Linked DNA regions of Homo sapiens: region 1 is linked to region 2. Evidence: read pairs that join two places in POLR2A ChIA-PET (ENCODE). Cell type or tissue: Caco-2. All regions are shown on one strand. Each heading gives the region's core, and the rest is flanking DNA. Links, peaks and the distances in the headings are about the cores only.

What was found. Peaks named below come from ENCODE experiments on the same cell type or tissue, not always from the same donor. Only the 100,000 strongest peaks of a DNase experiment are listed, where the experiment ranks them.
Region 1: POLR2A ChIA-PET joins it to region 2 with 5 read pairs; 3 of 35 experiments call an interaction of 5 or more read pairs at or near these places.

What each region holds. Positions count from the first base shown.
Region 1 is chr11:69,668,113-69,672,997 of GRCh38, forward strand. LTO1 (LTO1 maturation factor of ABCE1) reads right to left here. Exons shown (of 5, transcript NM_153451.3): 3 at 3,637-3,707. Among named protein-coding and RNA genes, the nearest start is that of LTO1, 4.8 kb to the right of the region's middle. In Caco-2, for the core only: a CTCF peak has its summit at 2,306 (motif pointing left); DNase peaks (open chromatin) are centred at 329 and 2,299.
Region 2 is chr11:69,119,482-69,125,636 of GRCh38, forward strand. No RefSeq gene overlaps it. Among named protein-coding and RNA genes, the nearest start is that of SMIM38, 33 kb to the right of the region's middle. RefSeq lists enhancers at 914-1,542, 3,300-3,594, 3,314-4,129 and a silencer at 3,300-3,594. In Caco-2, for the core only: no CTCF peak of the experiment used is centred there; DNase peaks (open chromatin) are centred at 2,720, 3,450 and 4,798; H3K4me3 peaks cover 604 bases.

The DNA of each region.
Region 1 (4,885 bases), core at 162-4,161, 550 kb after region 2:
TAAGAATGCCTTCGTTCAAAAGCTGGATGATTATTTTCTCATTACACGAAATCATATTTATTTACCTAGCAACGAGCTTAGGCCCATACCCAGTGCCTCGACAGCAAGTGTGTGCCTAGCTTACAGACACGCCTCCATTCCGACCACGGGGCCAAGGGGCTGAGGCAGCCAGAAGCCCTGCTGACTCTCGAGGTCACACATGCAGAAACAGACAGAACTGGGCAAGAGGGACTGGGGCTGGGCACGAGCAGGCCTGCTCTGGGTCTGGGGATTTTCCAGGATCTGGATTCTTTGTGCTCAAAGCCTTCCAAAGTTCAGCTGCAGGTAAACCAGCAAACCCCTCCCTCCAAAGGCGGAAATCAGTACTGTCCCCTCCCCAGGGAGGAAACAGCTTTGCTGGGGAGGCAAGGAGGTTCTGCAGAAAGGCTGTGCACTCAGGAGACAGCAGCCCTGGGCATGACATCTCCCCAACACCTCTCTACCTGCTTTCAACCCTGCTGGCCTCATCTGTAAAATGGGGGGCATCCCAGCCTCCAGATGGTGAGAAATTAATTTCTGTTTTGTTTTTTTTTTTTTAATGGGGAGAGTAACAGCAACCTCACAGACTTTCAAGAGGATTAAATAACTGACATGGGCCGGGCTCGGTGGCTCACGCCTGTAATCCCAGCACTTTGGGAGGCCGAGGAGGGTGGATCACCTGAGGTCAGGAGTTCGAGACCAGCCTGACCAATATGGTGAAACCCTGTCTCCACTAAAAATACAAAAATTAGATGGGCGTGATAGTGTGTGCCTGTAGTCCCAGCTACTCGGGAGGCTGAGACAGGAGAATTGCTGGAACCTGGGAGGTGGAGGTTGCAGTGAGCTAAGATTGTGCCACTGCACTCCAGCCTAGGGGACAGAGTGAGAATCCGTCTCAAAAAAAAAAAAAAAAAAAATTGACATGAAGCTTGGACTCCAGCACAGAGTAGGTGCTCAATAAATGTTAGTCTCTTGGTCTCTTGGTTTCCTCTGGATCCTAGAGATCAGGGCTCTCACCTGCAGGGGTTTAAAAATAATCCACACATGTGTACATCTCGTGGGGCCAGGTCTTTTCAATGAACCACAGGTGGTCCTGAGAAGCATGCTGCCTCTATGCCGCATTGGACCATGTGAGTGGCCAGAGTAGGCAAGATACTCGATTAACGGGCATTTTAAAGAACTGACAGTTAGGATGAATCAACAGCAATTCAAAGCAACCAAGACCTCCTGTGTACTTGCAAACAGCTGGTGCTCCTGGATACAGAGAAGAGCAAGTTTGCCAGCAGCATCCAGTTTACAAGAGCTAACCATGGCTACCTCTCTGAGAAAATACAAAACTGTGAAAGGTCAAAGCAAGTCAGTTTTAGCAACAAAGCACCTGGTTTCCAGGGAAACCAAAGGGAGATGCCAAAACGTGGGAGGTGGCTGTATGCTAACCCGATGCAGAGGACCACGCACTTTCCACTTGGCAAGCGGTTACTTTTCTGGTCAGCGATGCTGCTCAGACACACCCAGCCGGGCGCACCATCAGAGGCGGCACACGTCAGGCAGGTGTGAGCAGCTCAGGGCTAATGAAAGAAAAGTGATGGTGCCAGAGCCCCCGTGCTCAGCCCCGGTGCGCGCTGGTCTGCAGGAGGGTTTCACCAGACTGCTGAAGCCGGGGACAGAAGTGTCACGCAGTTTACCGGAAAGCTAGTTACTCAACGGAAAGCACCATCTTTTGGCCTGAGATGCCGCTCTCCGTGGTTTCTTTGGTGTTACAATGCCCAGCATTTTGCTGAATGACAATGCGGTGGCAGGTGTTTTTCTCTTAACATCCTTATTTGGAAAAATTTACAGGTAAAACATGCAATATCAGCCCTTCACCATTTAAAAAAAAACAAAAAACAAAAAAAAAAACCTGACATGTAAGATCTAAACATCCATGAACCACTGCTCTACAATAAAGCCTTAGGTTCCAAAGAGACCTCTGGGTACTACTGGATGGGATGAGGGCGGCTGCGAGGGGGGTCTGGCAGGGCTTCCACCAGCCCCTCGTCAACCAAAGCGGTTCTTCTCTGTTAGCTAGACTGAGTGTGCTGCTTTCAGACGTCAGCAAACCCCTGCTCTGGGGTAAGGGCTGGCAACCTCCTGGGATGGGACCACTGGCACACAGCGGAGCACTTCTCCAGGAGCCGGCAGATTCTGCCGCTGTGGGAGAAGGGAGACAGGCGGAGAACTCCAAGAACACACATCCTTTTGTGGCCTGGAGTTGAGAGCCAGGCTCAGCTTTGACTGCCACCTAGTGGTAGCACAGGCTGCCAACAGCGATTCCCCTGGGATCCCCAGCTGCCGGCCGCTGCCTGAGAACCAGGAGGAAAATGTCCTCAAGTGCCCCTCTGCTAACCCAGAATCCCATCGACTCCCAACTGCTGGTACAAACGGAGCAGAAAGAACTACCCGTATCAGTTGCAAGCATCCTCATTCTTAAACATTTGAATATTCAAGATATTCAAGGTATTTCTAGAAATTCAAGATATTTCAAATAAAAGCACAAGTCACGTAGTCAGGGAGAGAGTTACCCACTCTCCTTGTGCCCCTCCCACGCTAGGCAAGGCCACCAGGTGTCAGAATGACGCAGAGCACCAGCTCAGGTCCCGCGCTTGCTGCTGCCCATGAACAGCAGAGTATCCAAACCATCTCAAGGGTTCATTTCCAGCTTCAGAATGAAGATAGATAAAGCAGGGTCACATGGGGCTTCAGTAAGTACAATGCAGGAAGAAGAGTTTTTGTTTGTTTGTTTGTTTTTGAGAAGGAGTTTTGCTCTGTCGCCCAGGCTGGAGCGCAGTGGCATTATCTCAGCTCACTGCAACCTCTGCCTCCTGGGTTCAGGCAATTCTTCAACCTCAGCCTCCCGAGTAGCTGGCACTACAGACACATGGCACCACGCCCGGCTAATTTTTGTATTTTTAGTAGAGACAGGGTTTCACCATATTGGCCAGGCTGGTCTCGAACTCTTGATCTCGTGATCTGCCCGCCTCGGCCTCCCAAAGTGCTGGGATTATAGGAGTGAGCCACTGCGCCCGGCCGAGAAGAGTTTTTAAAGGCTAAAAACAATTCAAATGACAGCTAACACTTACTGAGTGTTGACAAGTTCCAGAAAGGAGTTAAACACATTTAAAGGCATTTTCTTGTTAACAGACTTAGTTGGCTACATTAAAAAACTGATGACACTGGTGTCCTCATCTCTGAGCCCAAGTGATACAAAACTGTTATAATTTGTTTATTAGAAGCTCAGGGGAAAGGTGAATGAGAAAATACAATCAATGTCAACATTATTTTATTGGTAGGGTATCTAAAAGCCACATGGTGCACTAATGACTCCAGGTAAAAGGCAGGAGCATAGAACTCTTGAGAAGCAACAACAGCCAGTGTTCACCAAACACCTAAAATGTGCCTGGCACTTTCTATTTAGTATTTCCGTTAAATCTCCTAACAACACTCAAGCTTGACACTGATAATTTTCTCCATTTTACAGATGAGGAACAGACAGATTGATTACTCAAGGGCATGCTGGTAACCCATGGAACTAGAACTCCTGGTTCCTACGCTGAGAAAGAAAGACATCTCCACCTTTACCTGTCCTTCTCAGTGGTGCAACTGTGCAGTAGACATTTCCATGCAAAAGCAAAACCTTGGTAGCACCCGATCTGTGAATGTGAAAAATATTTAAGAGTGAAATTAATAAGCAACTAGCTACACTTTCATTACCAAGATCTCAAAACAAAAGGTGGGGGCAGAAGGCAGCGGTGCTTCTCACACTATTGTTCTGGAAGCACCTGTTGAGCATTAGGCAATGGAAATTAGGAAATTAGGTCATCGGTGGGGCAGCCAGCCTCCCAGATGCCCCAGTCCTCATCTCCTGGTACCCATGCCCTGTGCAGGTCCCTCGACACTCCACCAGGGTGGCTTTCGTAACCAACAGAATGTGGAGGAACAGCACAAAGCTCCTGAGTCTAGGGATAAAAGCCAGTGTCACTTGCCTCACCAGCTCTCTTGGACCACTCGCTCTTGAATGTCACGAGGACACACAAGCAGCCCCATGGAGACGTCCATGCCCACAGTCAGGTGACAGCACCACCTTGGAGGCAGATCCTCCAAGCCCAGTCAAGCCTTCAGGTGACACGGCTCTGGCTGACACCCTGAGCCAGGACCACCCAGCAAAGCTGCTCCTGAGTTCCCAACCCTCAGAAACATGTGAGATCATCCATATTTGCTGTGTTAAGCCCATGAATTTTGTGGTGATCTGTTTCACAGCATCGAACATCCAATATAGTCATAACTGCCTCAACTCAGACTTTGCCACTAAGGGCCACTTATCTGTAAGGGCCAATCTAGGACAAAGGGCAAGAAGAGAAAAAAAAAAATCATAAAGTTAATGAAATTTCAACGTAAACATAAATGGAATATGTTCACATGACAGAGGGCACCCATTCTTTGGCTTAGTACATGAGCCAGCACCATGACACTCCCAAGTAAACTAAGGAGACCAGGGACTTGTTTTCTTTTATCCAGCATGCATAATTTAATTGTATCTACCTACAGCAAAATGCACTCTTGGTTCTGTACTAAGAATATTTCTCCAGCAACAGTCCATCTAGTCCATTAACTCCCATGCAAAGGCACTGTGATTTTTTTTGTTTATTTTTTGGAGATGGAGTTTCATCCTGTCGCCCAGGCTGCAGTGCAATGGCACGGTCCCGGCTTACCACAACCTCTGCCTCCCAGGTTCAAGCGAGTCTCATACCTCAGCCTCCCAAGTGGCTGGGATTACAGGCATGCACCACCATGCCCAGCTAATTCAGTATTTTTAGTAGAGACAGGGTTT
Region 2 (6,155 bases), core at 1,334-5,333:
TTCCTGTTGACTTCTTGGTGCCTTAGACTGCCTATCCCTGGACTTCTTTTACATGATAGGAAATTTACGTGGGGTCAAATTTCATCCTGACTGATACATTTGGCAAAGACTCTTGTCTCTCAGAACGTGAGGATTTGGGTGGCCTCTCCCCAAAGTTAAGTGGATGGACTTAACACACATGAGGAGGGCAGCTCAGGTGCTTCTCAGGGGCCTGGATACCAACCATGGGTTTCTTGGGAGAGATACTCTGGAGGAACCTCTGGAGTTAGGGCACTAGGGACAAACTGGCTTTGAAGGCCTGAGATCCAGATGGGGAGAGTGGCAGCCAGTACCACTGTGCCCAGCACTGGCCTCACCCCTGTAATCCCACCACCAGCCCCTGTAGTAGCTCTGTCACTATTTTACGGGTGGAGTAGCCAAGGGGTAAAGTGACTTTTGCATAAGGCTGTGCGACCCAATGTGGAATGAAGATTCCAACCCGCAAATGACCTCAGGACCCTGACTCTGAGCCGAGACTGAAGCAGCCCATTCATTCATTCACTCACACACTCATCCATTCATTCAGCACTTTCTGAACACCTTCCATGAGCCAAGCACACCTCACAGTGCTGGGGCACCGCAGGGGACAGAACAGACCAAGTCCTATCCTTGTGGCTTGCATTCTCATGGGATCAGAGACTCAGCCCCCTGGGGAAGCAGGGTGGGGAGAGAGGGCAGCCTTGCTGGGGAGGTCTGGGGGTCTCCTTGGAGTAGCATGTCTGAATGGAAGCCACGGCTGGCTTCGCACCGCGGCTGCAGCATGTTAGCTGGGTAACCTCAGGCAGGGTCCACATTGCGCTTCAGTTTCCTCACCTGTAGAACGTGGCCGTCGACCTCCTGCTGGTGGGGCTGGTGTGAGGAGGTGGGGTACCCCACGCTCACAGCAGCATGCAGGGGCTGCTCCTCTGCGAGGACTTGGTGGCTCTATTTGTCCCTCCTAGAGACCTCCAGTCTTGGTCTGGCTCTCTCTTTAGCATGGAGCAGGAGATGAGGAGGTGGCCCTGACTACATCACTGTTGCTTTCCCAGGGTCCTGCTGATGCCTGCTGGCTGGGACGAGAGGGGGGTGCGGTCAGAAAGGGCCTGGTGCCATGTGGCAAACAGGTCGGGTGCACAGGTCACGTGTGAGAGTCCAGCCGCAATAGCGGCTCAGGATCCAGCAAATGGGCTTGGGCCCTTTGCTGCAGAGCTCTTGGGTCAGGTGGTCACACGCTCCTGTGTGCTAGGTCCCTGACATGCCAGGTGCAGGTGGGGGGTGCCCGTCTGCAGTCACGAAGGCTGGAATTCAATCCTGGCTGGGACCCTCACCGGGCAAGTGCTTAGCTGGGCACTCACCAGGCACCCAAAAGTGACCACTGCTATAATCATGGCAGCAATAAGTGTGACATACTCCAAGGTGTTATAATTTAAGGAACTTTCTTATGTGAGCCACACATATACTTGCCCACATGCACACACAGGCACAACACATCTATACAAACATGCACACACACATACATGCTTCTGCACACCAACACACATGTACATGCTTCTGCACACAACACACACAGATACATGTTTCTGCACACCCACACACACGTACCTGCCTGGGCATGCATGCACACACGTACATGTTTCTGCACACCCACACACACGTACCTGCCTGGGCATGCATGCACACAGGCACACAGCACGTACCCATAAGACTCAAGCATGCACACGCCCCTGTGTGCCTTTGGTCTCAGCCTTGAGCTTCACTTACCAAATGTGCAGGGGGCAAAGCCACGCACAGGCTGAGGGCGCCGAGCTGCAGAAGGCCCTCCCAGGGAAGGAAGTGGCAGCAGCTGTTGGGTGCGTGTTATATCCATGCCAGGCTCCTGCTCAGGGCTCTCTGTAGATTTTCTTCCATAAAGAGAAGATTTTCTCATCCCCATCATACAGATGTGGGCATCTAGGAAGGGGTATGACCTGAGAGGCAGGAGGTGTCCTGCCTGGGAGTGGCTCCCCCAGGGCTGGGGTGGCTGTCATCAAGCCCAGCTGACTACCTCCCCTGGGATTTTTGGGTAGCTGGTGAAAGGTTGGCTGGACCACTCTGTATCATTGAGGCTCGGAATTGGTGGTTTTGGTCGGGGGGGAGGGCCGTGGGAGCCAGGCAGAGGTGCTGGAGAGAGGGAGACAGTGCTACCCTGCACGGGGGTCCTGGGAGCAGTGGAACGTTATTCAATGCAAGTCATCCAGAGCCTAGGCCTTTGGGACCGCCTGCCCCCACCATGACCCTGGGGTGCCCAGTGAGGGGCAGGGGGCAAGGTGGGCCTGAGAACAGGAGTGGAGGCAGCTGGCGGAGGGCAGCTCGGAGGGAGTCAAGCCCCTGCCCATCTGTCTCAGCCCGATCCCCAGGGACTCTGGGGAGGCCCCTGGTGGAGTGTACTGCTCCGAGGGCAGTGGGAGGCATTGCTTGGAGAATTAAAGAAGAGCGTGATCCCAAGTGGCCGAGAACTTGGAGTGAAGAGCAGTGTGCTCAGGACCCATGTGGAAAGTGGATCCCGGCTCAGCCATCCTTCCCCACCCCAAGGAGCCTTTGGATCAGCCCTGCCCTCCCTGCAGCTGCACCCGCACGTGTCTTCCCAGGCTCTGAGGGGCTCACAGGCGGGTTGGGGCGGAGGGTCCCATGCCCTCTGGGAGCCTGCTGGAGGCACTGCACTGCAGAGGGCATGAACCTGCAGATTCTGGCCTTGCCACATCCTCAGAGTGTGGCCGACGGCAAGCTGGCCTCTCCACATGCCAGTTTCTGCCTCCCTAACGTGGAGAGGGTACAGCACAGACAACAGATACCACGTGAAAAGCCCCTACCCAGTGCCTGGCACACAGCGGGTGCTTCGGTTCTTATCTCATTGGAACTGTACATGTGCCTGGGGTGGTAGGAATTCCTGTCCCTTTTCCAGGTGGGGCATCTGGGACTCAGACCCATAAGTGGCTTGCCCCAGGTCGCACGGCCAGTTTGAGGTAGGGCCCCATGTCTGCGTATATGATCCCATCGTGAGACAGCACCTCTGAGCAGCCAGCCTTCCGGGGCGGCTAGAATACTCTTCAAATCTACAAGGTTTCATTTATATCCAGGGACAGCCATGCCCAGGCAGCGCTTGGCCAAGAGAGAGCACTGTGCTGGGAGTCCAGAATCTTGGCCCCAAATCCCGGCAGGACCCAGGGCAAATGGCTTCCCTCCTGGCGAGTGCCTTTCCTCCTCTTGGGCACAGTTCCGATGTTACCTGGGCTGGGCCATGGAGAATGCCGCCCAAGGGCTGGTCCTGGGCCATTGTTTACCCTAGTTCTGCATGGAGGGTTTGACCTCACGCCCGGCTCCCCACCTGCCCGCCCTGCTGTGCGGCCTCCTCCCTGCCTCGGCTGACTCACAGCTCTGCTATGCGTCCTGCAAACATTCCGGAGCCCTCGCCCTGCAGCAGTGCTCTCTGCATTGGTGGATAATAGGGCAGCACTCTGTACCCAGAACGGGAGGCATTTGGGTCCCCTAAGAAGCATTTGTCATTCTGTCCCTGCCTCTGGGCTCCTCGCCTGTGATCTCAGAAACAGGGCTGGGTGTGTCTCTGCAGCCTTCCTGGGGAAGTTTTCTTTTAATCTGCTAGACCCATGGCGGGGGGGCGGGGGGAGGGGAGCCAGAACACTCTGATCTGTTCCTGCCAGCTCAGGGACCTCGGGCAAATCGAGTCAGCTCCCTGTGAGAGGCGGGAGTGGGCGGCATCAGTGGTTTGCAGAGACGTAGGTTGCAGAGCCAGTGAGCCGGTGACATCTTGCATGCAGCCTTGATCCAGGGAGTGAAGGAAGTGCTCAGGCTGGGTGTGAGGGCGGGGAGGGGGCTGGGGCAGAGCTGGCTTTTCTGTGCGCTCTGCGGAGACCTCTGAATCTCCTCTACCCGTGGTGGGGGAAGCCCCAGAGTTCCCTGCACCTTTGAGGTCTCTCCTCACGCCAGCGGGCTGCAGCCCACGGTAGCCCAGGGTCACATAGTGGGGCCCAGCTAGAGTTTGAACCCAGAACTTTGTGACCTTGCACCCTGCAAGCATTCCGCTTGACCATTAGGGTGGTCAGCACCTGTCCCTGCCGCCGAATGCCAGCTCTGTGAGGTTGAGGCCCCACCCACCACTGCACCCAACACTGAGCATGGTGGTGAGTGCGCGCCAGGTGCCCAAGAGTCCTTTGCTGAGTGGGCGACGGGTGGGGTCCTCCTACTTCCCCCTGCCCTCCCTCCTGGCCCTTGCAGGGGCTAAGTACCTTTGTACCCCTGGGTGCCCCCGCCACGACCCTCCCCGCTGGCCCACTTCCCCCTTCCCTGTTCTAGCCTTCAAGGTCTGCAGTCTCTGGTCTCACTTCTCTCCTCCCCTGGTTCCAGTAGACAGCGGCCAGAGGAGGCGCTCCTGGGGTTGGATTCACTGTTGGTTTTAGGAACTGAGAAAGGCCCCCAATCCCCGAGAAAATCCAGGGCAGAATGTGGCTGAGGAGCTGGAGGGAGGAGAGGAGACCAGGCGCCCTCCCAGGGCCTCCACCTCAGGCCTGTAGATATGAGGTCCCCCAAGGCCTTGCTGTGTGACCTGGGCAAGTTACTCCATCTCTCTGGGCCCGGATAGGGATCAATGGATCCTATCTTGTCGGAATGCGGGGGCATTGAGGGCAGCTGGAGAATGTAAGCTTAGCTCCCAGACTGGTGCTCGGGAGGGCCGGCGAGGGTTCTGCTACGTTTATTACCACCTTTACTGGCGAGTTCAAAAGGAGCAAATCAGCAAAGGCCCCAAAACACTGGGGCCCAACAGACACGCAGTTTCCCCTTGAACAATGCACGTGTTAGGGTTGCGACCCCCTCCCCCATGCAGTGAAAACCTGCATGTAACTTTCGACTCCTCCAAAACTGAACTACGAATAGTCGACTGTTGACCAGAAGCCTCACTGATAACATCAACAGTTGATGGACAGATATTTTGTATGTTACATGTATTACATGCTGTGTTCTTACAATAAAGTAAGAACATGTTATTAAGAAAATCATAAAGAAGAGAAATATATTTACTATTCAGTAAGTGGAAGTGGATCATCATAAAGGTTTCCATCCTTGTCATCTTACATCAAAGAGGCTAAGTCAGAGGAGGAGGGGTAGGAAGGAGGAGGAGGAGTGGGAGGAGAGGTTGGTCTTTGTGCCTCAGGGGTGGTAGAGGTGGAAGAAAACCTGCCTATAGGTTGAAACCCGTGTTGTTTAAGGGTCAGCTGTAGACAGATGGCTCCCAACTTAGGATGCAGCTTAAGGATCTCTTGACTTCACAATGGTGTGAAAGCCATATGCGTTCAGTAGAACATCAGTAAATTCCATGAAATAGTAAACATCTTATTATAAAGCAGGCTTTGTGTTAGATGATTTTGCCCAATTGTAGGCTAATGGCAGTGATCTGGGCACACATAGGGTGGGCCAGGCTGCGCTATGATGTTCAGGTGGATTCAATGCGTTTGATTCAGTGGATGGGTTTGCTGGAACGTAACCCCATCGTAAGTTGGGCAGCATTTGTCATGCGAACCACAGAGATAATTTACAATTTTTGAGTAGCCACATTAAAAAGGTAAAAAGAAACTGGTGAAATGAATTTTAATCACATTTTATTTAACCCAATCCATCCAAAATATTGAAACAGCACATAATCAAAATTATTGGGATATTTTGCATTCTTTTGTATGTACTAGTCTTAAAAACCTGGTACTTACATTGAGAGCACCTCTTACTTCAGACACTACATGTTGAATGTCCTACCTAGACAATAAAGTTGTGTTGAACAAGAGGCTATTTCACATGGCTTCAGTATTTTTAATTTTTTTTTTTTGAGAAGGAGTATCACTCTGTCGCTTAGGCTGGAGTGCAGTGGCACAATCTTGGCTCACTACAACCTCCACCTCCCGGGTTCAAGCGATTCTCCTGCCTCAGCCTCCTGAGTAGCTGGGATTACAGGTGCACACCACCACGCCCAGCTAATTTTTGTGTTTTTAGTAGAGACAGGGTTTCACTATGTTGGTCAGGCTGGTCTCGAACTCCTGACCTAGTGATCTGCCTGCCTTGGCCTCCCAAAGTGTTGGGATCACAGGCGTGGG